Linked DNA regions of Mus musculus: region 2 is linked to region 1. A link is a loop called in an ENCODE intact Hi-C map of the cell type or tissue named here. Cell type or tissue: heart. All regions are shown on one strand. Links, peaks and the distances in the headings refer to the core of each region. The heading gives the core; the rest is flanking DNA.

What was found. A loop is a pair of places that touch in the nucleus more often than their neighbours do. Peaks named below come from ENCODE experiments on the same cell type or tissue, not always from the same donor. Only the 100,000 strongest peaks of a DNase experiment are listed, where the experiment ranks them.
Region 2: it touches region 1 in a loop (2.4-fold over the local background); 7 of 42 quality-filtered maps call a loop at or near these places.

Annotation. Positions count from the first base shown.
Region 1 is chr1:182,142,179-182,159,050 of GRCm38, reverse strand. It overlaps Vmn1r1 (vomeronasal 1 receptor 1), which reads left to right and starts at 953. Exons shown (of 1, transcript NM_001166728.1): 1 at 953-1,873. The coding sequence starts at 953. The coding sequence ends at 1,873. In heart, for the core only: a CTCF peak has its summit at 8,897 (motif pointing left); no DNase peak of the experiment used is centred there; H3K27ac peaks cover 700 bases.
Region 2 is chr1:182,330,687-182,338,686 of GRCm38, reverse strand. The region is part of intron 1 of Fbxo28 (F-box protein 28); the gene reads left to right. Among named protein-coding and RNA genes, the nearest start is that of Fbxo28, 6.9 kb to the left of the region's middle. In heart, for the core only: no CTCF peak of the experiment used is centred there; no DNase peak of the experiment used is centred there.

The sequences.
Region 1 (16,872 bases), core at 4,950-12,949:
GATCTGTTCTAGTAATACATCAGCTAGAATAAAGTTAATACTGATACTAATAGCAATAATGTTAATACTGATAAGTAGTTATCTGATCCATTGACACTTGGAAGACCTCATTTCTGTTTCTATGCTACTTCCTCATTTAAGTCTACCAAAAAGATACAACTGTTACTTTGTACTGACATCAAGAGGGAGGAAGCAGATTGAGGAGTTAAGAGTGGAGCTCAGATGATAGAGTGCTCACCTCACAGGCACAATGCCCTGGGTTGGATTCCAGGCACCACACAAACCATAATGGTACATACCTGACAGGGAGGGGGGCGGGGAGGGGGGGCGTGCTGGAGGAGAGAACTAGAAATTCAAGATCACTCTTAGCTACATAGTGTCTTCGAGGCTAGCCAGTGCAACATGAAATCCTGTCTCAAAGAAAAGGAGGAGGAAGAGGAGGGCTAAAGCCAAGCAAGACATTGCTGTTGCCCAAAAAAAAAAAAAAAAAAAAAAAAAAAAAGATATATATATATATATTATTCAGGTAAGATCTGCTCTACTATATGGTAATTTTTGTAGTATAAGAAAGTACATGTACTGCAGGAACAAGTATTAGGATATAGAATTCAGCCATGACCAGAAAGTGATGGGAGGGGAGAAAGGAGAGGGGAGGAGAGGGGAGGAGAGGGGAGAGGGAAGGAGGGGGGAAAGGGGAGAGGGAAGGAGAGGGGAGAGGGGAGAGGGAAGGAGAGGGGAGAGGGAAGGAGAGGGGAGGAGAGGGGAGGAGAGGGGAGAAGGGAGAGGGGATGGTCCCTGGAGAACATGAGGATCAGATCAGGCTACACCATGATTTATCCATTCCGAGACAGCCATAGTGTGGGCTGAGATGGATAACGACAGCAGTGGGTAATAACTGGTTTTTCTTGCATTGCTTTCAGATGTGTCCTTGTGTGTTCCTTTCCCCCATAAGATGAACAGAAACGACCCAGTATACAATATCAATGGCATAAGAAATGCTTTTTTTTCTGAAATTGTCTTTGGGGTCTCAGCCAACACCATCCTCCTGCTCTCCCACGTGGTCACATTCTTTCAGGAACTCAGGCACAAGCCCATCAACATAACCATTGGTGTCCTGGCTCTAAGCCACATCGTGATGCTGCTGGCCATGGCTGCCATGGCTACAGACATTTTGGGGTCCCAGGGGTTTTGGGATGACTTCACATGTAAATCAGTGATCTCCTTGTACAGGCTGATGAGGGGTGTCTCCATTTGTGCCACATGTCACCTGAGCGTCCTCCAGGTCATCCTCCTCAGCCCCAGAAGTTCCTGTTTGGCAAAGGTCAAACCTAACTCCCTCTGGCACAACTTGTGCTGCTTTCTTTCCCTGTGGGCCTTCCACATGTCCATTAATGTTTTTTCAAACTCCATTGTGGCCGCCCACAATGTGACCTCACACATTCTCATACTGGTCACTAAATCCTGCTCTCTCTGGGTTGTTAGTGACACCATGAGACACTTACTTTCTATACTGGCTGCCTTCCGGGATGCCTCTCTAGTAGGGCTCATGGTACTTTCAAGTATATACATGGTGACTGTCTTGTGCAGACATAAAAGGCAGTGTCAGTACCTTCACAACACCAGCATTTCCCGCAAAGCATCCCCAGAGCAGAGGGCCGTCCGGAACATTCTGTTGCTAGTGAGCTTCTTTTTGGTCACGTACTGTCTGGATTCCATTGCCTCCTCCTGGAGAGTTATGTGGAATAATGACCCAACCCATCGCTGTGTCCAGATGTTTGTGTCCAGTGGTTATGCCACGTTCAGTCCTTTGGTGTTCATCAGTACTGAACAACGTATGATTAACTGTTTGAAAAACACACAGGGCCAACAGTAAATATTTGATTATTCTGTGATGAACAAGCTTCCTTCACAAGAACTAGCACATTGACTTCAGGGTAATCAATCAAGGCATACCATACATGATCTCTGGGCTAGATAAAAATAAAGACATTGAAATGCTTTCTCCGTTAAACCTACTTTTGGCATAAGCATCAAAAAATATATAGTTTACCATTGAAACATAAGCCATTCTGAAATAATAAAAGTTACTAATAATTCTAGTAGTCCGAAGGAAGACTGAATTATTACAGCATAGAGTAGCTCACATATTATATATGAGAATTTTCAACACTTTTAATATGTCAGTAGTCATGGTGGCCTTTAGTTCAATAACTAGGTATGTAAATTATTATCATGGATTATTATCATGATTGTGATCATGAATCAAAATTCTATATATTATGATCTATACACTATGAGGCTAAGAGGTAAGACCACTGACTGCTCTTCTGAAGGTCATGAGTTCACGCTCACAACCACCCATAACTAGATCTGATGCCCTCTTTTGGTGCATCTGAAGACAGTCACAGTGTACTTAAGTATAATAATAAATAAATCTTTGTGCCAGAGTAGGGCCGACAAGAGTGAGTGGGGTTGACTGGAGAGAGCAGAGGTCCTAAATTCAATTCTAAACAACCACATGAAGGCTCACAACCATCTGTACAGCTACAGTGTACTCATATACATAAAATAAATTTAAAAATCTTTTTTAAAAAGAAGAAAAGGGAGAAGGAGAGAGGGAAAGAGGAAGAGAGGGGGAGGAGGGGGAAAGGAAGAGGGGAAGGAGGAAGAGGGGAAGGAGGAAGAGGGGAAGCAGGAGAGAGATAAGGGGAGAGAGGAAAGGGGGAGGGGAAAGAAGGAGGAAGAGAAGTTATTCCCCAATGAGAGTTCTTCCTGTGTGAATCAGACTCAGATTTCACATATCAGAACGCTTGTCAGATGTCAGCCTTGGAAATCCTGCTATCTAAAAATAATGAGAAAATACATATCTATACTTTATGAACTATTCAGTCTGTGATCTTCATAGATAAGAGTCCAAATGAACTAAAATGGCCTTCAATGAGCAAAACAAAAGACATGAGACAGAACAAAGGCATGAGGATAAGTTTCCTGATTTCAAAATATATCATAAAGCTATAATAACTGGAGCATTGTGGTTCTTAAATAATAAGAAACATGCATACACTAATCAAAACCCCAAAAATATAGACATACATGCTCAGCTGACCTTTGACAAGATACACAACAGGGAAAGGACACTATTTTGAACAAATGGTCCAGAGGACAGTGGCAGAGTAATCAAACTGGACCCTTATTTCATACCTAAAAATTAGCAGAAATGGGTTAATGGTTTTTATGTGAGGCCTGAATATATAATCTAGGAGAAAACACAGCACACTATGTCACACCCAGTCCAGTGAAGACTGCATGACAGGCCCAAAATCTTGGGACACAGTTGCAGACCCGAGTTTCACGGGAACTCAGTCTCCTGGAACCTTGGCATGAATGCTCCAAACCTGTCACTGCGTTAGTCAGTGAATGGATCTGTGTGCTTTCTTTCAGTATTGTTTTATTATAGGTGCCTCCAAGAAATGATCTTACAAATACATAAATCAGGTTGAACTTTACTCCCTGGCCTTCACCCATGTCCTAGGCAGTCCTTGAGCTGACCCTGGGCTTGGAATTTCGTGAGAATGTTACTTATTCAGACAAAATGCCCCAGTGCTGACAGCAATCAGGCATCTCACAGTTGCCGGATAGGAGCTAGTAATCTCAGGGCTGGCTCAAATAGTATACTTAGAATTCTCATTACAGACATGAATGGCAGCCTACATTACATAATAGTAGAAAGAAAGTGGGTTGTGGTTTTAGGAGGAACTGAAGTATTATTCATGAAAGGGTTGTAGTACAGAATTCCCCTGGTGCATGTTTTCACTAGGCCCAGAGGAAAAGCATAATTAGGTATTTACTAAGGGACCCCTGGTGGTGGGTTTAACAGTAGACTAGCATTGCATCAGACCTTTCACCTGGTTCCTGTGAATAGCTGATTTTAGATAGGGTTGTTCCTATCTCAGTTGTAAACACTGCCTGGTTCCTGCCAGCTATTTTTTTAAAGATTTATTTATTTATTTATTTTATGTAAGTACATTATAGCTGTTTTCAGACAGACACTCTAGAAGAGGGCATCAGATCTCATTACAGATGGTTGTGAGCCACCATGTAGTTGCTGGGATTTGAACTCAGGACCTTCGGAAGAGCAGTCAGTGCTCTTAACAGCTGAGCTATCTCTCCAGCCCTCCTGCCAGCTTTTATGTATGCATTTTCTCTGTTTTGTGTAAAGAACCATTATGCATCTCAATGTACCTTGGCTGATGTATCATCTAGCTTTCTTATTTTTCTTCTGTATTATAAGTTTGGTGCTTGCTTTGAGAAATTACATTCAGATATAGCACTCTCTCTGGTGTCCATGTCTGTTTGTCATCCACCAACTCCTTGCTCACCTGTACTTGTGGGAAGCCACATGTGCCGTTGCAGAGTGGCACTGACTACTGCTGGCCACCACGTATAAGTTTGGACAAACAACCAATGTGTACATATGCAGTAAAGTTTTTTGCAAAGACACTGCCTGGCCTGGGCATGATAATGAGGCTTTGGGAGTATAACCAATCAGATGTGAGACATGCAAATGAGGTATGATAATGAGGCTCTGTGAGGTACACAGAGAGAGAGTAGCCAATCAGATGAGGAACATGCAAATGAGGCTTAGTGCATAACCAATCCGGGTGTGAAACACGCCTCTCCTAGGCCTATAGAAGCAGCACCAGTTCTGGGCTCAGGGTCTCTTCGCCTCTGCAATCAAGCTCTCCCAATAAACGTATGCAGAAGGATCCTGTTGCAGCGTCGTTACTGCTGGCCAGTCCGGTGCGCGCAAGATGTACTGGTACCCTGATTCTCCTGTGGGTTGAGGGGCCGGCTGAGGCCAGTTTGCAGCACAATTACCAATCTCTCCCTGTCCTCTAAGGACATGATCATCATTCTGATCTGCTTGTTATTCAATGTACACGTGTGTCAACTTACACTATATTACACAAGTATGTAAACTTGTCTGTCAATCTAGAATAAATTTGTGAGGATAACATTTAAAATGTTTATTAGTGTATTTGTGTGTGTGTGTGTGTGTGTGTGTGTGTGTGTGCATGTGTGCACCTGTGAGCATGGTGTATATACAGGGGAAGTTACCATGACATACATGGAGAAGTCAGAGGACAATGTTTTGGAGTCAGGTCTCCCCTTCCACCTTTCTGTGAGCTCTGGGGATTGAACTGGTAATCATCAAGCCTGCACAGCAAGCTCCTTAGGCTTTAGAGTAGGCTCAGCTGATTACCTAGTTGGATCTATTACACATCAACAAGATAAACTTGGTTTCTTGGAGATATGGCTCATCTAGAATCTGACAAGAGAAATATAAAAGGATCCTGAGCATGTTATGCCAGATAAGATATGTGTCCCAAAATATAAATTCATGACAAAAGATACAAAAACTAAGCTAAGGGGGCTGGAGAGATGACTCAGTGGTTAGGAGCACTGACTGCTCTTCCAGGGGTCCTGAGTTCAATTCCCAGCAACCACATAGTGGCTCACAACCATCTGTAATGGGATCTGATACCCTCTTCTGGTGCGTCTGAAGACAGCTACAGTATTCATATACATTAAATAAATAAATAAATAAATAAATAAATCTTTAAAAAGAAAAAGAACTAAGCTAAAAGAACTTGAAACCGCTGTGCGTGGTGGCACATGCCTTTAATCCCAGCACTTGGGAGACAGAGGCAGGGGGATCTATGAGTTTGAGGCCAGTCTGGTCTACAGAGTGAGTTCCAGGACAGCCAGAGCTACACAGAGAAACCCTGTCTCATAAAACAAACAAAACAAAACAACAACAACAACAAAAAGATCTTGAAACCATGAACATGGAAAGAATGTGATTAGTAAAATAAATGGTTTCAGTCATAGGCCATATCTGAAAGCATAAAGTGAATATGTCATTCCATACCGATGTAATGACATGGGAGATACACAAGGGATGGGAAAGAAATCTTACAGAAGTATCTCCTCTGACAGACAGAGCTGCCTTTTCTTTATGTAACTTGCTTACAAAGAAAGGAATCATGGGACTGGGGAGATGGCTCAGTCATAGAGAGCCTGTCGTGCAAGCATAAGGGCCTGAGTTCAGGTCCCCAGAATCCATGTGACAGGCTGGATGTGTCCTCACACACACCTGCAACCCCAGTGTGTCAGAGTTCTAGAACAGAACTTATAGGATGAATATATATATATACAATCTCTCTGTATATGTACACATGCTATATGTACAGAATGTAGTATGTATGTATGTATAAAGAAGATTTATTAGAATGGCTTACAGGCTCTGGTCTAACTAGTCCAACCACGGCTGTGTACAAACAGAAGGTCCAAAGTCCAGCAGTTGTTTAGTCTACAAGACTAGATGTCTCAGGTGGTCTTCAGTATACACCAGAATCAGAAAGAAGCAGGCTCTAATGCCAGGGAAGGAAGGAACTCGCTAGTGAGAGCAAGCAGGCAGAGGAAGAACTTCCTTCTTCCGTGTCATTTATATGGGCTGCCAGCAGAAGGCGTGGCCCAGGTTAAATGTGGATCTTCCCACTTCAAAGATCTAGATTAGAAGTGGGTCTTCCCATTTCAAATGATTTAACTGAGAAAAAACAAATCCCACCCAGGTGTGCCCAGCCATTTCGGGTTTTAGTTAATTCCAGAAATAGTCAAGTTGACAACCAAGAATAGAATCACACCCAAAAAACGAGGAGGTGGTGTGGAGACAAGCGGGTTCCTGAAGATCATTAGCCAGCTTGCCTAGCTGAACTGATGGGCTTCTGTTTCAGTAGGAGACCTTGTCTTAAAAAATACAGGTGGAGCCCAAGTTGGCCTCCAACTCATGCCTCCTGCATGACCCTACTGGTGTGTGCCACCACAAGGAGCAGAGACAAAGGAAAGGCCATCCAGAGACTACCCCCACCTGGGGATCCATCCCATATACAGCCACCAAACCCGGATGTTATGTGGATGCCAGGAAGTGCTTGCTGATGGGAGCCTGATAAGGCTGTCTCCTGAGAGGTTCTGCCAGAACCTGACAAAGACAGAGGCAGAAGCTTGCAGCTAACCATTGGACTGAGCTCGGGAGTCCCCGATGGGGGAGTTGGGGAAGGGACTGAAGAAGCTGAGGGGGTTTACAGCCCCATGGAGGGAGCAACAGTGTCAACAGGCTGGACCCCCTGGAGCTCCCAGGGCCTGGACCACCAACCAAAGAATACACATGGAGCCACCCATGGTCCTGGCCAAATATATGGCAGAGGATGGCCTTGTTGGACATCAGTGGGAGGAGAGGCTCTTGGGCCTGAGGTGTTTGATGCCCCAGTGTAGGGGAATGCCAGTGAGGGAAGATGGAAGTGGGTGGGAGGGAGAGCATCCACATAGAGGCAAGGAGAGGAGGGATGGGATAGGAGGTTCCTGAAGGGGAGACCTGGAAAGGGGAAAACATTTGAAATGTAAATAAAGAAAATACCCAATCAGGCCTAGTCGGCCATCACTGCAAAGAGAGGCCCATTGGACTTGCAAACTTTATATGCCCCAGTACAGGGGAACGCCGGGGCCAAAAAGGGGGAGTGGGTGGGTAGGGGATTGGGGGGGTGGGTATGGGGGACTTTTGGGATAACATTGAAAATGTAAACGAGGAAAATACCTAATAAAAAAAAAAAAAGAAAAGAAAATACCCAATCAAAAACAAAGAGAAAAGGAAAGGAAAGGAAAGGAAAGGAAAGGAAAGGAAAGGAAAGGAAAGGAAAGGAGAGGAGAGGAGAGGAGAGGAGAGGAGAGGAGAGGAGAGGAGAGGAGAGGAGAGGAGAGGGGAGGGGAGGGGAGGGGAGGGGAGGGGAAGGGAAGGGAGGGGAGGGGAGGCGAGGGGAGAAAACAAAGCATATTGTGTGGGAATAAAAAAAAATACAGACCCTGTCTCAAAAAACAAAAACAAAAAATACAGATGGAGAACAGTCAAGAAAAAACACCCACTACTGACCGATACCTTACACACACACACTAGCACACATGCATGAGTATGCACACACACTCTAGCACACACATGCATGTACACACACCACATACACACATACTCACATACAGGCATTCGCACAAAGATGACCCTAGTGCTGGAGAGACAGAGGCAGGCAGATCTCTGGGAGCTCAGTGGCCAGCCAGACCAGCCAGATGGGTAAGTTCCAGGTTAGTGAGCGATCCCATCTCAAAACACAAGAGGGAAGGCTGAGGAGAGGGTTCGCTGAGTTCAGATCTTCAGCTTCCACATAAAATTAGGTTGTGGTGGCATGCTCTCATAACTCTAGTTCTTAGGGTGTGGCCAGTAAAAACAAATAGATTCTCCCTGGGGACTTACAAGTCTAGCCAGGATGTCAAACTTCATGTTCTGTGAGAAACCCTATGTCAAAAATTAAAGTGAAGCCGGGTGGTAGTGGCTCACACCTTTAAACCCAGCACTTGGGAGACAGAGGCAGGTGGATTTCTGAGTCCCAGGACGGCCTGGTCTACAAAGTGAGTTCCAGGACAGCCAAGGCTACACAGAGAAACCCTGTCTGGAAAAAAAAAAAAAAAATTAAGGTGGAAAGCAATAGAAGATACTTGAAGTTGACCTCTGACCTACCAACACACACACACACACACACACAAATTGTGAACCAATACACAGTGGACAGGTCAAATGATAGGAAAAATGATGCCATAAAATAAATACCTGTAACTCCACACTTAATATAATTCAATAGCTTAATAAATAATTCAGTGGGGGATAGAGAGACAGCACAGTAGTTAAGAGCACTTCCTGCTCTTCAAGAAGAGCCAGGTTTGGTTCCAAGCATGCACATGACAGCTCACAACCATCTGTTAAAGCCTATTGCAAGGGATCTAGTGCCCTCTTCTGGCTGCCATGAGTATTGCATACACATGGTGCAAGACATAAATGCAGACGAAACACTCATACTCAAAAATAAAAATAAATAAATCTTTCTCTAAAAGATGAAGTGGGAAAAGGGACCTCTTGTTTGTTTGTTTGGTTGGTTGGTTGGTTTGGTTTAGTTTTTCGAGACAGGGTTTCTCTGTGTAGCCCTGGCTGTCCTGGAACTCACTCTGTAGACCAGGCTGGCCTCGAACTCAGAAATCTGCCTGTGCTGCCTCCCGAGTGCTGGGATTAAAGGCGTGCACCACCACGCCCAGCTGGGACCTCTTTTATACAGTAAAACTCCAAACTGAGAAATACAAAAACCAGGAGTCAGGAGAAACTACAGCAAGAAGCAAGACCTCGCCTTAGCACCAATCACATCAGACCTCCACTTGATATCTTTTATTCAGTTCTTCCTACTTATTTATTTCCTTCCCTTTTCTGCCCTTTTGCATTGCTGGATACTGAAGCTAGGGCCTGGTGCAGGCTCAGCAAGCTTTCTGCAGTGGAGCTAAGTCTGAGCGTGTCCTTATTTTCCTTACATCTTCCTTTTTCTTCCTCGCTCCCTAACCCGAAAATACAGGCTTTTAAAATAAATATATTAACTGTTCAGTAACACATAACAACTACTCCTGTTAACTCAGAACTCTAAAATTCAACCAAAAACTTATAACCGTAGAGTATGCCTTTAACCCCAGAAATGGCTGCTACTGATTTGCTAATGACACGGTGCCCTCCGGTGTTTAAATGATTCTATTCTTAGCACCTCCTTCCCTGACCCACATGGTACCTTGGAAAACTAGGTGCCAGCAATCAGGCAAAGAGTGTGCCTACAGCCTCAGGAGAGGAGCCAGGCTAGAAGACTTCCCAAAGCTCCATCCAGAGAGCTGTCATTCTGTCTTGGAATTTCCTGAGAAAACTTCAGAGGTCATCTGCTTATGTTACCCAGTATGCTTTTCCCTGTGACTGCAAACACGATTAGTGACAATTATATCTCGTGCAGCCTCTTGAGGTGGCTGATAATGACACTTTGCCTAGGCAGGAGTCCAACACAAGATTTTAACCTTCCTACGCCAAGAGTGGATGGAATGCCCAGACACACACTGTCCTGCAGGAGAGAGAGAGTCACCAGGTCTATGCCTTGTATTTATCAGCATATACTAATTCCGGGTTAACAGTGTTCAGTGAAGCATCTCACATGAGGAGAATGGATCACATCCAACAAACCCCCCCTTCTCCTTTTACCCCTAATCTTTTCCAATATTTAATTTCCAGTCTTTACTAACCACTATTTAACTTTCAGTTGCATATCTTTCTTTTATTTTTAATTTTCATTTTAAAATTTTTATTACTGTTGTTGATGTTGTTGCTGTTTGAGAGAGGGTTTCTCTGCGGAGCCCTGGCTGTCCTGGAACTTACTGTGTAGACCAGGCTGGTCTCTAACGCAGGGATCCATCTGCCTCATGATCCCCAGTGCTGGATCCAATTAAAGGTGTGAATCACCACCACCACCTAGCTACTTGTCTGTCTTTAAAACAAAAACAAAAAACAGAACAAAACAAAACAACAACAACAAACCTCTCTAGTTAATAGGCAGTGTTAATAGGCAAAGCGGGAATTTGTGACTTCAAAGAGTTTCAAGAATGAGCCTATCTGCACATTCCAGAGAGCATTGTGGTAATATCCCTTTGTGGTTATTGTGGTTAGACATCCTTCCATCTCCTGTCCTCAGTCAGGACACTGAGTTAGAAGACAGGGAAATTATGGAGACGTGAGAAAGGAGAGCAGTTCCTTCCCTGGTGTTCTAGTTTTCTTTCTTTTGCTGTCATAAATACTGTGACCAAAGGCAACGCAGGGAGGGAGAGGTTTATTTGGCTATCGGTTACAGTCCATCACCAAGAGAAGCCGGGGCAGGAGCATAAACGGACACTGAGGCGGAAACCATGGAAGACAGCCACCCACTGGGTTGGCTCCTTAGAGTGGACACCTATGGAGGCAGAGGTTTGTTTGTGCCTTTGTTCACTGTTTGCATTCTTAAACAGCCCAGGTCTGCCTGCGTAGGGACAGCACCGCCTACAGGGGGCTAGTGAAAGAAAGATGAAATTTCAAGACATGTAAGTCATATAAAGTTACTCAGAAATTGCTGGTTGTTTGTGAGCCTAGAGGCTGCCTGGGACTGAGAAAAAAGAAAAACAAACCCGGGTATGCCCCGTAGTTAAAACATTCCTGGGAACAGCTTAACCTTAAAGATAAAGAGGAATGTGAGGACATAACAGGGCTATCTGAACTGAGACAACAACTCACAGAACTCTGACACCCTGCACGTACATGTAATTTTTCTGTTGATGTTTGAATAAGGCAGTAGTGTGTCGCTATGCTGAATTCCACACCCCTAAACCCCTTACCCCATAAAACCCCCTAGCTTTCGAGCCTCGTGGCCGACATCCGTTATCTCCTGTGTGGGATGCATGTCGGTCCGGAGCTCCGTCATTAAACGACCTCGTGTAATTACATCAAGGCCTTTTCATGATTCTTTGGGTGCCCGCCGAATCGGGAATTGAGTGGGGGTTTCCCCACTAGGTTCTATCACTAGCACCGCCTACAGTAGGTGGGGCCTTCCTACATCAAATAGCAATTAAGAACACACCTCACAGAGCCAATCAGATCACGGCAGTTCTTCAGCTGTGGTTCTTCTCTGCTTGCTGGGAACTCGCTGTCAAGGTGACAACTAAAGCTAACCGTGACATCAAGAAGTCTGGCTAAAGCCTCTCACGAGGAAAGAAAACAAAACAAAACAAAACAAAACAAAACAAGAAACCCAAAGAACAACAACAACAAAAACCAACAAGAATTCCTTCACAATTAAGAACCGTCTTCCTCTCTTCTGGAATCTTCTAGGAATCCACCAGAAACCTGATTCTACAAAGAAAGGCATGCACCTCCCCCCGCCCCGAAAATCCCTTGAACAACTTTAATGGCATCTAGTTTTATGTGACCAAGTTATAATTCCAACTGAGCTGCCCCTGAAGCCTCACAGTCCCAGGTGTCAAAAGGAAAAGGGGAAAGCAGTCTTCTAAGATGTCCCTTGGGAACCACACGTACACATGCTTACTGCTGTGACACTCCCTTGGGGAGCCCACACTCACACTTGGGTGAGTCTTTCTTTTTTCCTTACCCCACAATGTCCTAGCCTCAGATATCTTTAAAAAGATCTTCAACACTGCTTCAAACTGCCTGGGCCTGAAATTCTTTTTTTTTTTTTTTTTTTTTTTTTTTTGGTTTTTCGAGACAGAGCTTCCCTGTATAGCCCTGGCTGTCCTGGAACTCACTTTGTAGACCAGGCTGGCCTCGAACTCAGAAATCCGCCTGCCTCTGCCTCTGCCTCTGCCTCCCGAGTGCTGGGATTAAAGGCGTGCACCACCACGCCTGGCTTAATTCTTTTTTGCATTGAAGCCACCAATCCCAGTTTGGCCTGAGTGGAGGCTCCTAAAACATTAGAGGAACTCTTAAGGTTATTCAGGGTGACAATGTGTAGCCCTGTCTCTGTCCCCTCACCGCTGACAGCATGCTCAGAGGTGAGGTTTACAACAACTCAGCAAAAAGGAACAGGGCCATGGTGGCAACATTAGGGTAGCACCTATGGACTCCGCGTTTGTGCCTGTGTTCACAGTTTGCATTCTTGGCCCCCAATGAAAGACCACCGAAGGGAGACCCTCACTCAAGTCTCGGGATAATAGTGGACCCTCCAAGAACTCAAGAGAGACTAAACTTGATGCAAACCACAGGAGGCTTTATTCGGGGAAAGCCAGAGCTCTGGGGACGACTCATATCCCATGCAGGGGTAGAAGAGTCGATCCCGAGGGGGAAGGGGTCCCAGTTTTTATAGGCCCTCAGGGGGGGGGGGAAGGAGAAGAGGGGAATAGGGGATTTCCCAATCTAAACAATGTCTATTCTAAAATGATTTCTCAAGAAATGGGTATGGGAGGGGTACAAGGAAAGAGTCTGGTGCAGATGCACCCCGGATTGGCCCCAGCTGTGGTTGCTGGGGAGATTTTCTGACTCTTTCTCAGCAACCAATATCACAAACACCTGGCAGTGAGGTGCAGCAGTGGGCACACACATGGATTCAAGGAACGGTCAGAACATTGGCAGACACATGTGTTCAAAGAGCAGCCAGAGCATTGTGCACCTCTATTTTTCTAAATCAGTGAAGCTAGTTCTGCTAACAATTAAATCTATTTTGCCAGTTTCAGGGCTTCTGTGACCTTTTACATTCTGTCAGGATCTTTCAGGCCATTAGCAGCATCTGGTCTTCATTAGCAAGCGGGCTGTGACGGCACACCCCTTTGATCCCAGCACTCGGGAGACAGAGGCAGGTTGTGTGGTCGAAGCCAGTCTGGTCTACAGATGGAGTTCTAGGACAGCCTGGACTGTTACACAGAAAACACCCTGCTCAGGCCTCCCCCTGGTGGGCTGTGGGCTCTGTTTAACTCGAGGGAGTGCACAGCCCTGTGCATGCTAACAGAACTCCTGCAGGACATCCTGACCACACACACACATAGAGACACACTCACACATACACAGGCACACACACTCACATATACACAGGCACACACACACACACTCACACACATAGACACACATATACACAGGCACACACACTCACACACACACACACACACACAGAGACACATAGACACACACACATATATACAGCTCTATATATACACACAGCCACACATGCACAGACACACACACACAGAGACACAGGCACACATGCACACACATATATTCATACACATTCAAAGAAGGGGAGAGGAAATTTCGTGAAAAATTACCAAACAGAAAATCCTTTAACCTGATAGCCCCTCAGTAGGCTCACAAGCCAAGAGGGAGCTCTAACTGGGTCATTGGAAGTCCGTGGGGATTTGTTTCTAAAATCCAGAAAGCTTCCCCTTCCGTACAATTTTACTATAACCAATTTAGAATGAAACTTAACCATGAGCCATCCTAACAGCAGCTCCAGGGTACACATAAGCAAGAGCTCTCAGCACTGCCCAGCCTGGCTCAGGAGCTGTTCAGGACACAGCAGCATACTAAGCTGCTGAAGACACGTGGCAGGCCCTAGCCTGCCTGGGCTACACTTCATCCTTTCTGTCACGTTCCACATGAGAGCCCACAATTCCGGTCCCTTTTCTGGTCAGATGCCCCTGTTCCTTCCTCCAGGCAGTGCGGAACAGCAGGTACACCATCTGCCAACCATCCTTGCTTTTGTCCTAGGAGACCCAGAACATGAAAGTGGGTTTAGCCACACCCTCACACCCTAAGTTCAAATGCGGACCCTCAGAGGACAGTCACTGAGAGCCTGATTCTCAGTCACAAAGAGGTCCTCCCAAGAGATCAGAATTCGTATGTGCTGGGTTCATATTCAACTTGAAAACAAGGCATTTCCTCACATCCTGCCTTTGAAGCCTGAGTGGACCTTTCTGGAAACCAAGGGGCCAGCTCCCTTTCGACAAGACACCGACTCACTGCTGGAGCACCTGGCCCCACCTCTGAGCTGAAAAGAATCAAGGCCCAGAGAGCACCAAGGACCTGCTCTTCTGTCTCTGATTCCCATCAGATAAAAAACAAAACAAAAACAAAAAAACTGCATCTCTAGCCAGGCGGTGGTGGCGCGCGCCTTTAATCCCAGTACTTGGGAGGCAGAGACAGGCAGATTTCTGAGTTCGAGGCCAGCCTGGTCTACAAAGTGAGTTCCAGGACAGCCAGGGCAACACAGAGAAACCCTGTCTCAAAAAACCAAAAAAGTAGAAGAAGGAGGAGAAGGAGGAATCAACAAGTTAATATGTAACATATAGTTGGGAATAAATTAGAGAAGAAATAATGCTGTAGTCAAAGGGTTTTTGAGTGTGCCCTAAAAAGGATAAGTGTCAGGAACTGTCTTCTTGGAAGCAGCAGTGTGGGGGGGGGGCTGCATCCTGTTAAAATTGGGGAAGCATGCTTCAGGGGAAATGTCAGGCAGTGAGAAGCAGGAGCCTAGCCAGAATGTGGTCAGTAACCATGAGAGCTAAAACAGCTCAGAGGGAGAAACGGTGCTCTCCTTTTAGTTGGAGTGTGCTGTAGTTTGGATCTTCTATGTCCCCCACAATGGCCACGTCTTTGTTTGAAAGCTTTGACCTCAGAAGGTAGAGCATTGTCCCGTGGTACTGTCGGAAGTGGTACAACCTACGGGAGGTACAGCATTGTGGAAGGAACCTTGGCCAGTGGGAAAATGAGGATGTTGGGACCCTGGCTTGCATGAGGGGAACAGCTTAGCTCCACCACTTGCTCCCATAATGCACTGCATTCACTGTTTCCCAGGCACCGTAAGTGCTCAGCTAACATATCTCAGACCTTTGAACAACTCAAGGAGTGAGAACCAAGCCAATCCAAAGCTTACAGCTACACAGAGGCAAAGAGAGGTGATTTCCTTTCCACCGGCCTCAGAGTGATGGTAAATGATGAAGCTAGAGCTTCAACCTTTCCAGAGCCCCCACTGACAGCAATAGCTGACTGTAGAGGGGTTTGGATGTCTGTCCACAACATAATGTAACTCCTGGGCCTTAAGCGACTTTGTCTCTGTCTCCAGCAGGCGGCGCCAAAGCAAGGAACAACTATGCACCTGACCCGCCTACGCTTGAAGTTTGGCTGAAAATGGAACTGGCACCAAGTCAAGATCCGTGTTCTTTCCTTCCCTGGATCCAAATAGAATGCGCCAATGGGAAGAGAGATCCTGGCTCCAAATAGAATGCACCAATGGGAAGAGAGATCCTGGCTCCAAATAGAATGCACCAATGGGAAGAGAGATCCTGGATCCAAATAGAATGCACCAATGGGAAGAGAGATCCTGGCTCCAAATAGAATGTGCCAATGGGAAGAGAGATCCTGGCTCCAAATAGAATGCGCCAATGGGAAGAGAGATCCTGGACCTGCCTGCCTGCAGTGAGTCCTACTAAGTCACAAAGCAATAAAACTCTGTGTCTTTGAATCCATTTCCTTCCCTGCATTGGAGGGAACCCAAGTCCCCCAAAGATTAGACGACCTGTACATCGTAAGCGCAGAGAACTCTCCACAAGTCAACCTATCTTGGATCAGAAAACTAAGAGTGGTAGAGCCGGAATCTCACTCACCCAGGTTTAGTCAACCTGAAAGAGCGTGGTGTTTTCCGAAAGGCGTGGTCGTGTTGTGATGGAGCTCTGTGCGGGTGCTGTGGATAGCGGTAGAGGTGAAGAAGGGGGAGGCGATGTCATGGTTGGGGTTTTAGGTTTTTTGCTTGGTGGTTTGGGTTGTTTGAGACGGGGGTGTAAGTTCGTCCTCAGGCTACCCTCAAACTCAAGGTCCTCTTGCCTCCACCTCCCAAGTCCTGCCCTCCCAGACCCGGTGAGCTGAGCTGTTTCCGCAGTTGCATGCTCCCACCGTGATGTTCTGTGCTCTCTGAAACAAGGAGCATAAACAGACTGCCCTGCCTTACAAGTTGATCCAGTTCAGGTATTTTATATCAGCGAACCTGGCTGACAGAGCCACGTTGGTCTCTCATACAATCTTTTCCATTTCAGTGACAGAATCTTTCAGTTATTACATGGGATATTTAAAAGTTCAATAGCTGATACCAGAGCTTTAAAAAAAAATTGTCAAGGTTCTGTCCTGTGGGAACTCAGGACTTTATTTAATTAATTTTATTTATTTATGTAATCCCTCCATGATTCACATTCCTCTTGCTGTAAAAATGATGGTGGTGATGATGGTGGTGGCAGTGGCGCAGAGTGATGATGACGACGACGATGACGACGACGACGACAACGACAATGGTGCTAACAATAACAATTCCTATCTCTTGGCACTGTCGGGGGTTTAGCTGAGTTAACAGGCTGAAGCTCTGAGTGATAGAGGCTGGCATACCACCGTGCCACCTC
Region 2 (8,000 bases), core at 1-8,000, 180 kb before region 1:
CAGAAATAGCTTTAAATAATTAATTCCTACAATGTATTAAAATGTATTTGGCTGAATACAACTTTTCAGATGAGGAGGTGTGTACTTTGAGTTGGTTGCTTTCCTGGTGCTTTGGCGTGTTAAGCAGACAGATCCCTAATAAGTACCTGAGATGCTTAGAAACAAGTAGTCAAAGGTAAGAATGGAGATTCCACCCTTAGAGAACAGAACAAACTTACCTTTGAACATGTTCTTTTGGCTCATGAACCGAGTGTTCTGTTGGGAGAATTTTCAAGATAGTAAAGATGCTGTCATTGGTTCCCCTGTAACTCAAGTGGTGTTCATGCAAATAGAGTGAAATTAGTATTTCAGAACATAAATGTGACTGTATCAAGAATTCTTGCTTGTTATCTGGAATAGAAATTTCCAGTTAGCAACCAAGTATATAAAAACCATGATGCTCCATCCCAAGATATTTGTCTGGATCACTCTAGAGAATTGAATCTGCTATTTATAGCGCCTTTCATGGGGTTTCTTCAAGCTTTAGAAAGCTGAAAGTTGTAGACTGGGTTGGTGGTAGGAAATATGAAGGACGATGAAGAGGCCTTTCCTTTTGCTTAGAATTGGGCATGTCTCTGACTTGTTCCTTACTGTATCCTAGAAGTTCCCGATCTTTTCTGTTTCAGTATACCTTTATATTCTTTAAAAGTCATGATCCTAAGAGGTTACCTTAGAAACTTTTACAAAGCACAAGAACACAAAGCACACATCCATTAGCTGTCAGTGTAACAATGCATCATAGTATTGCTGTATTGCTCCAGAAACCTCAACTGGATACCTGGGAGGGAGAGAGTGGGTCTCCGCTTCCTCGTTATGAGAGGAGTTGACCATGCACAAATAGAGCACTACCCGCAGAGGAACCTGCAGAGTCTGAAGACACGAAGAGGCTTGAGGAGAGGGATTGAGACGCGCTCAAACCTGGAAGAATAGTCTTGACTGCTATTGCTGCTAGGTGGCTTCCACCTGTGCCCTATTCCACAGAGTGAGAAGCATGCTCTCCAGAACTGACGGCCTTCGGCGAGGAGAAATGTCTATGAATATTGGCAGGACGGGGGTGGAGAAGGGGCTCAGCAGTTAGAACTTTTGCTTAGCAGTCAGAAGAATGAGAGTTCAGCTTCCAAAACCGACACATATAAGCAGGTGGAAGTGGCAGACTACTTGGAATTCTAGCCGCTAAAAGTAGAGGGCCCAGAAACAAGCTAGCTGTCCATCCTAGCTGGTACTGGCAAGCTCTGGGTTTAAGAGACAGTACTTTAAGAGTAAAGTGACCTAGCACACGCCTTTAATCCCAGCACTTGGGAGGCAGAGGCAGAGGCAGAAGCAGAGGCAGGCAGTTCGATGAGTTGCAAACCTGCCTGGTCTACAGAGTGAGTTCCAAGACAGCCAAGAGTACACAGAGAAACCCTGTCTCAAAAGATCAATAACCAAAAAGAAAGAAAGAAAGAAAGAGATTATAGAAAATCACCTTATTTCTTAGCATGCACATGTGCCTACAGAGGTTAATGTGTACACATAAAACATGAAAAGAAGAATCAAACATTTTTAATCACTTCATAGAAGCCAGCTGTGTTTGTTTCCCCTGTACTGTCAGTTGGATCTCTGATGTGTCCCAAAGATCCATGCGCTCTGGCTGGCACTGACAGGAGCTGCCCAGACCTCTAACAAGTAGTGTCTACTATCAGTGGAGCTGTAGCCTGAACCCTCATCCCAGCAAATCCTCTGCCAAGTCTGGGCTTCTTTTTTCCTACCCACTGAGTTTGATTGGGGTTGTTTGTGTAAGCATGGACGTTTAAAGTGGATGCTGGTAACCCTGTGCACTAGGCTATCGCCCCAGCTCTCCAAGATCATTTTTAAAAATGAGGGATTCAAGCAAAGTTGTTTTGCTTTTTTTTGTTTTGTTTTGTTTTGTTTTTTGTTTTGTTTTGTCATTGTTGTTCTAAGTAGGGTCTCACATAGCTCAGGCTAGCTTCAGACTTGCTGTGTAGCCAAGGGTGACCTTGAACCTTGGGTCCTCTGACCCCTCCTGCAGGCTCTTCTGAAAGGATTCTAGTACAGTGAGTACAGTAATGATGCAAAGGGAGTTAGAGTCACAGAAGGCTTTAGTGAGGTGCCATCACCTCGCATTTCCAAGACACGTTTTCTACAAGGGGAAAACAGGAGCCTATGTGCTCTGTCAGGCTTGAGATGGTCTGGTCAGATGGTTTACCCAGTCTTAAGTGCAAAATGCTAGAACCAGGAGCTTGGAAGAAACCTCTATTAAATGTTGTCTTTTGCTTCTAAAATGATTGAGTCTGTATGCACAGGCTGTATGTAATCCTAATATAGTACTGTGTTCACTGTGTGAAAATCCATATCATTCAGTTTATTGGGGTGTTATTCAAGTTTCTGTCAATGGAAGAAGCCAGGATGAAATTGACTAATGGGGAGAATGGCTTGTGCAGAGAGTCTTGGAGTTCTTGTTCTATACTGGGCAGAAACCTACTACCTTGAGGCAGCAGTGGTGTTTACTCTGTGGTGGGTCAGCCCCCTTATAGCATCAGCCCCAGTGACCCACAGTTCACTAACAGGCCCTCCTTAAAGTTTTGGGCAACTCTCTTAATAGTGCCAAGCTGGAGACCAGGTCTTTAATGCCTTCCAGATCCAAATGACAGTCCAGGGTGTGCAAGTACATCTGATTTCTTCTATGAAACAATATTTTGCATGTTTTGTGTGCATGAGTGTTTACCTGTGTAGGTGCACGCACCTGCAGAGAAATAGTCTATGTTTAATCCACCTTATTCACCTCATATCATTTGGGCCTTCCAGAGTCTGTGATAGTGGAAACTTTCAGTGTATTGAACAAAATAGTTCTTAAAACATTTCACTGCTGTGAGTCAACAGTAGAGAGTCACACCATTGTGAAGTAATGGGGTTTTCTGCGTAATTTATACTAGCTATTGAAAAAGTGATGCTTGGGGCTGGTGAGATGGCTCAGTGGGTAAGAGCACCCGACTGCTCTTCCAAAGGTCCAAAGTTCAAATCCCAGCAACCACATGGTGGCTCACAACCACCCGTAATGAGATCTGATGCCCTCTTCTGGAGTGTCTGAAGACAGCTACAGTGTACTTACATATAATAAATAAATAAATCTTTAAAAAAAAAAAAAAAGAAAAAAGAAAAAGTGATGCTTATAATTTGCCTGAAACAGATTCGCCCCAGCATGGAGTTAATGTTTTACAAGACTTTAACATTCTTCTTATGTGTATGTCTGAAGGTCCTGTGCATCGATGTGTCTGTGTGGATGCATTCACAGGACTATGGAATGTGACTTGTGAGTGTGGAAGTCAGTGGTTGACAGGTCTGGTGGCGTTCATGTTGATTACAAACTAGCAAAGGCTGACCTTGAACTCAGGGTCCTCCTGCTATGTACCACCACTCTTAACTCAAGGAAAAAATACTTTAAGATTTATTTTACTTTTATTTATATGTGTGTGTTTATATCAGCCACATCTATGTAGGAGCTGTGGCGGCCAGAAGGTAATGAATTCCTTGCAGCTAGAGTTACAGGCAGTTCTGAGCCCCCTTGTGTGGCGTGGGGACCAAAGTCAGGTCCTCCAGAAGAACAGCAAGCACTTGAACTTCTTAGTCAGCATCTTAGCTCAGGACAAATTCTGAGAATAAGTTAGCATAGTATAAACAAGATAGCCATTTTTAGTGTTTCATCAGAGCACCCTCATCTTAATTGATGCCCACTTCCTTTACTGAGAACAGTGCAGATAACAGAAAACCATCAAAAAGTCTTCCTTTTTGAATTTTGGGTGCTAATAGGAGCTTGGGGCAGACTCTTTCTAATTGTTTTTCTCAGGCTAATGTAAAATGAGTTTATATTTTCTTTCAAGTGAATATCTAGGGGACAAATCACCCAAAATAGAATATTTCTTATAATTCTACCTGCTGATGATTGAGGATCGTGGTATATCTATTATACCAGGGACTGGAGAGACAGTTTAGTGGTTAAGAGCACTGACTGTTCTTCCAGAGTCCCTGGGTTTGATTCCCAGCACGCATAAGGCTGGTGTCTTAGTCAGGGTTTCTATTCCTGGACAAAACATCATGACCAAGAAGCAAGTTGGGGACGAAAGGATTTATTCAGCTTACACTTCCATACTGCTGTTCATCACCAAAGGAAGTCAGGACTGGAACTCAGGCAGGTCAGGAAGCAGGAGCTGGTGCAGAGGCCATGGAGGGATGTTCTTTACTGGCTTGCTTCCTCTGGCTTGCTCAGCTTGCTCTCTTATAGAACCAAGACTACCAGCCCAGAGATGGCACAACCCACAAGAGGACTAATAGCACCAAGAACGTCATAAACCGAGCTGACGCACACAGTCTCCTCAATTCCAAGCCAGTGCTTGACAACTTAGCGTTTATGAAAAATCAGAGGCTACCTTGATGTGCTGTACATGTTATTGCAACATCGGAGTTACATCCGAAAGTCTTTACAGGATCCTAAACAAAACTGAAGACTTCTAGGGTAGCATTTCTCAAGACAGCTAAGGCATCAGAGGGGAAAATGCTGTAAATTAAAAGGCATCATAGATTATAAGTGGCCAAGTGTTAAATGTGCACCTTAGAATTAACTAAAGCCTTCAGAGATATTAAACGAAAATTTCAAGTTTCACAAATTTATTGTGCAACTGCCTTGCATGGTTGAGAAAGACCATGATGACAAATCTAAAAAGATTTCTTAACAAATATATGTGAAAAAAGTTTATTACCACTAAAGTTAAACATAACTTTTGAAAAGGATAAATATGGCATATTAAGTCCTGAAGGAACTAATATATTAGAGAAACCTGTATTCATTTCTAATACTAAAACAGCAAGGATCAAAGAACCCACAGTGTCATTTCTGTAAAATGGTGAGTCTCATTAATTCCCTTGGAGTTTTGTTTTGTTTTGTTTGGCGGCAGGGGTGGGGGGGGGTGTTTCCAAAAATGTTTATATAGTATTTATTTTTCCTTCTCAATAAAGCTAGAAAAACTGGGACTGGAGAGACAGCAGTTAAGATCTCTTGCTGCTCTTCCAGGAGGCCTGGGTTCTGTTCCCAGCTCTCAGGTGGCAGCTCCCAGTAAGTCATTCCTAACTACAATTCCAGGGATCATCTGGCCTCTATAGGCAGCAGCCTGAACATAGTACATAGACATATATGCATGCAAAAGCCTGTACATATAAAGTAGTTTTTAAGCTAGAGAAGCTGCTAATTAACAGATGTATACATCTGTTATGTATACTTAATTTTACACCAGACATGTTTGAATTGACTGTGACTTTTAAAAACCAGAAGCGCTGCCAAAAACTGTCTCCTACATCATTCTGATTGTGTTTCCAGCCTTAATTCTTTAAGTTGATGCATAAATCTTGTACATATTTGAAAAACGATCAGTTTGTTTATTGAGGTAAAGTCTCACTTGACAATCCAAGCTGGCCTGGACTTGACATGTAGCTCAGGCTGGCCATGAATTCTACACTGGCTCTTCCTTCCAAATGCTGAGATTACAGGCATGTACCATCATGCTTGGAACTGGTTTGGGCAAACATGTTGTGTAATGTCCAAATTAGGATAAACATGGATGTCAAGACTTTGTAGTTTCTTTTATAATGGAAAAATTTTAAATCTTTTCATGGCATTTTATACTTGCACTGTACATGATTTGTGTTGTGGTTATCTTGCACTCCAGGACATGTGTGCCTCAAAATGGAGCCCAGTGACCAGTGATGAGCGAGCCTTTACCCTCCATTCCAGCCCTCTCAGCCTCTCCTCTCCACCGTTCTAGCCGCTGTCTATGCGTCCTGATAGTTTCTAACATAGGCATCATCTTTGTTTATTATGCACTGTATTTTTAATTTGTGTCTTAGGGAAACTACCAATTTGCTAGGATTAACATTATGATGTTAATAACCAGAGAAACAACATTTTCCCCCTGAGCCTTGGAAAATTATTAGTATACCCCTAAATTTAGAACTACACTTCAGATGAGGCAGTTTGGGAATTGTTTGTGCTGTGCTGTGCTGTGCTGTGCTGTGCTTTGTGTGCTATTTATTCGGTGCTCTGTGCTGTGCTCTCTGTACTGTTCTGTGCTCTGTGTACTATGCTGTGTTCTGTGTGCTGTGTGCTGTGCTGTGTGCTGTGCTGTGTTCTATGTGCTGTGTGCTGTGTTCTGTGCTCTGTGTACTATGCTGTGTTCTGTGTGCTGTGCTGTGTGCTGTGCTTTGTGTGCTATTTATTCTGTGCTCTGTGCTGTGCTCTCTGTACTGTTCTGTGCTCTGTGTACTATGCTGTGTTCTGTGTGCTGTGTTCTGTGTGCTGTGTTCTGTGTGCTGTGCTGTGTGCTGTGCTGTGTTCTATGTGCTGTGTGCTGTGTTCTGTGCTGTGCTATACTGAACCCAGAGCCTCTTGTACCCTAAGTGAGGTAGTTTAGAGTTGCAAGTTAACATACATTGGCAGCAGTGATCATTGAATGGTTTGCCATGGGGAAATGCAGTATCATCCAGTCTTTTTAAAGATGACTTTGCCCCCTTTTGAATCCTAAACAAAGGGTACATGTGTCCTTTTTGTCTGTGCTGTCAGGGTTTATTGGGCATTCATGAAAGGAGAAGGACTAATAGACACTGCGTGTCAGACGCCGTTGACTAATGCTTCGTGTGTTTGCATGTTGGCTTCTGTGGCACTGTTCTAATTTGTCTTTGTGACGTGGGCTGGGTTTTTTTTTTTTTTGTTTTGCTTTTTTCCTCTTCTGTTTTTGTCCTTTCTCTGAGCTTTTCTTGTAGCTTCCATCTGCAGACGTCAGTGGAGGCGTCATTTATAAGCATTGGTTTTTCTACCTTTCTGTTTCCTCTGAGATTCATCCATATTGATTTTAGCTGTCTCCAGTGAGTTCCCAGAAGAACATTTTAGCCCTAATATTGCAGCAGCTACAGAAATAACCAGCCAACAACTGTCTCCGCATCTTTTAAAATATTGGGGATCATCTTTTCAGAATGATTTCTCATTTTCTGATTTCCAACCTTAAGACTTGGGAAATTTCTTCTCACCTTTCCCTACACACTTGATTTGTCTTCAGAAGTATTTGCTTGGTACTTTACTCATTCCATAGTTTGTCCCTTTGCAGGCACCATAGCCTGTAGTTCTGTGTGCAGTCTTGCCTTTTGTTCCTTCAGAGCCTCATTCAGATCTTCAGTCGTGTGCCTTGTCTCTTGGGTGACTTTGGGTTTACTTGGTTCTCGTTAGTGACTCTGACCTGCTCAGATCAGTAAAGCACTCTTTACTGAATGTCTGCATGAGGAAGGAGAGGCCGTGGATCCTTTAGAATGAGCTAGATCCAGTGGAACAAGACTTGGAACAAATAATTTCAACAGTACCTTCAGATTGTTTCAGTAATAACCAACTGACCTTGGGAGTGTGAATATGTGGTTGTTTAAAAAAATTATTCCATCTCAGAACTTAGCAATGTTGCAGAGTCTACAGAGACAAGAAATATCCTAAACTTTATAGTAGAGGGTTTTTAATAGTTATCTTTTCTTCTGCTAAACTCATTTCCTGTTCCAGACGCAGCCCTCTGAAATCTTTGACTACTCCACTTCACTTTCTCTTGACTATCTGCCATCAAAGATGAGAACTGAGTCCTGTTTCTATTTCACACTTTTTCTTCCTCACCTTTCACAAAAATACGCAGTGTTCATGTTGCAGTAATATGTTTATTGCAAATTCGGGTGCTGAATGTCTAAAGTATTCTGGAGAGCCACAGAGATTCCCAAAATGGGCTCTGTAAGACTGCAGGTAACACAGTCCTGTGGTTTTGGGTTTGGTTTTGTGTGTATGGGTGTTTGGTCTGCATGTATATGTGTGTATATCTCAGGGATTTCATTTTAACAAATACAGAGCAAGTATTTGTGCGTGGATGCTATAATGGACTAGCACAGAT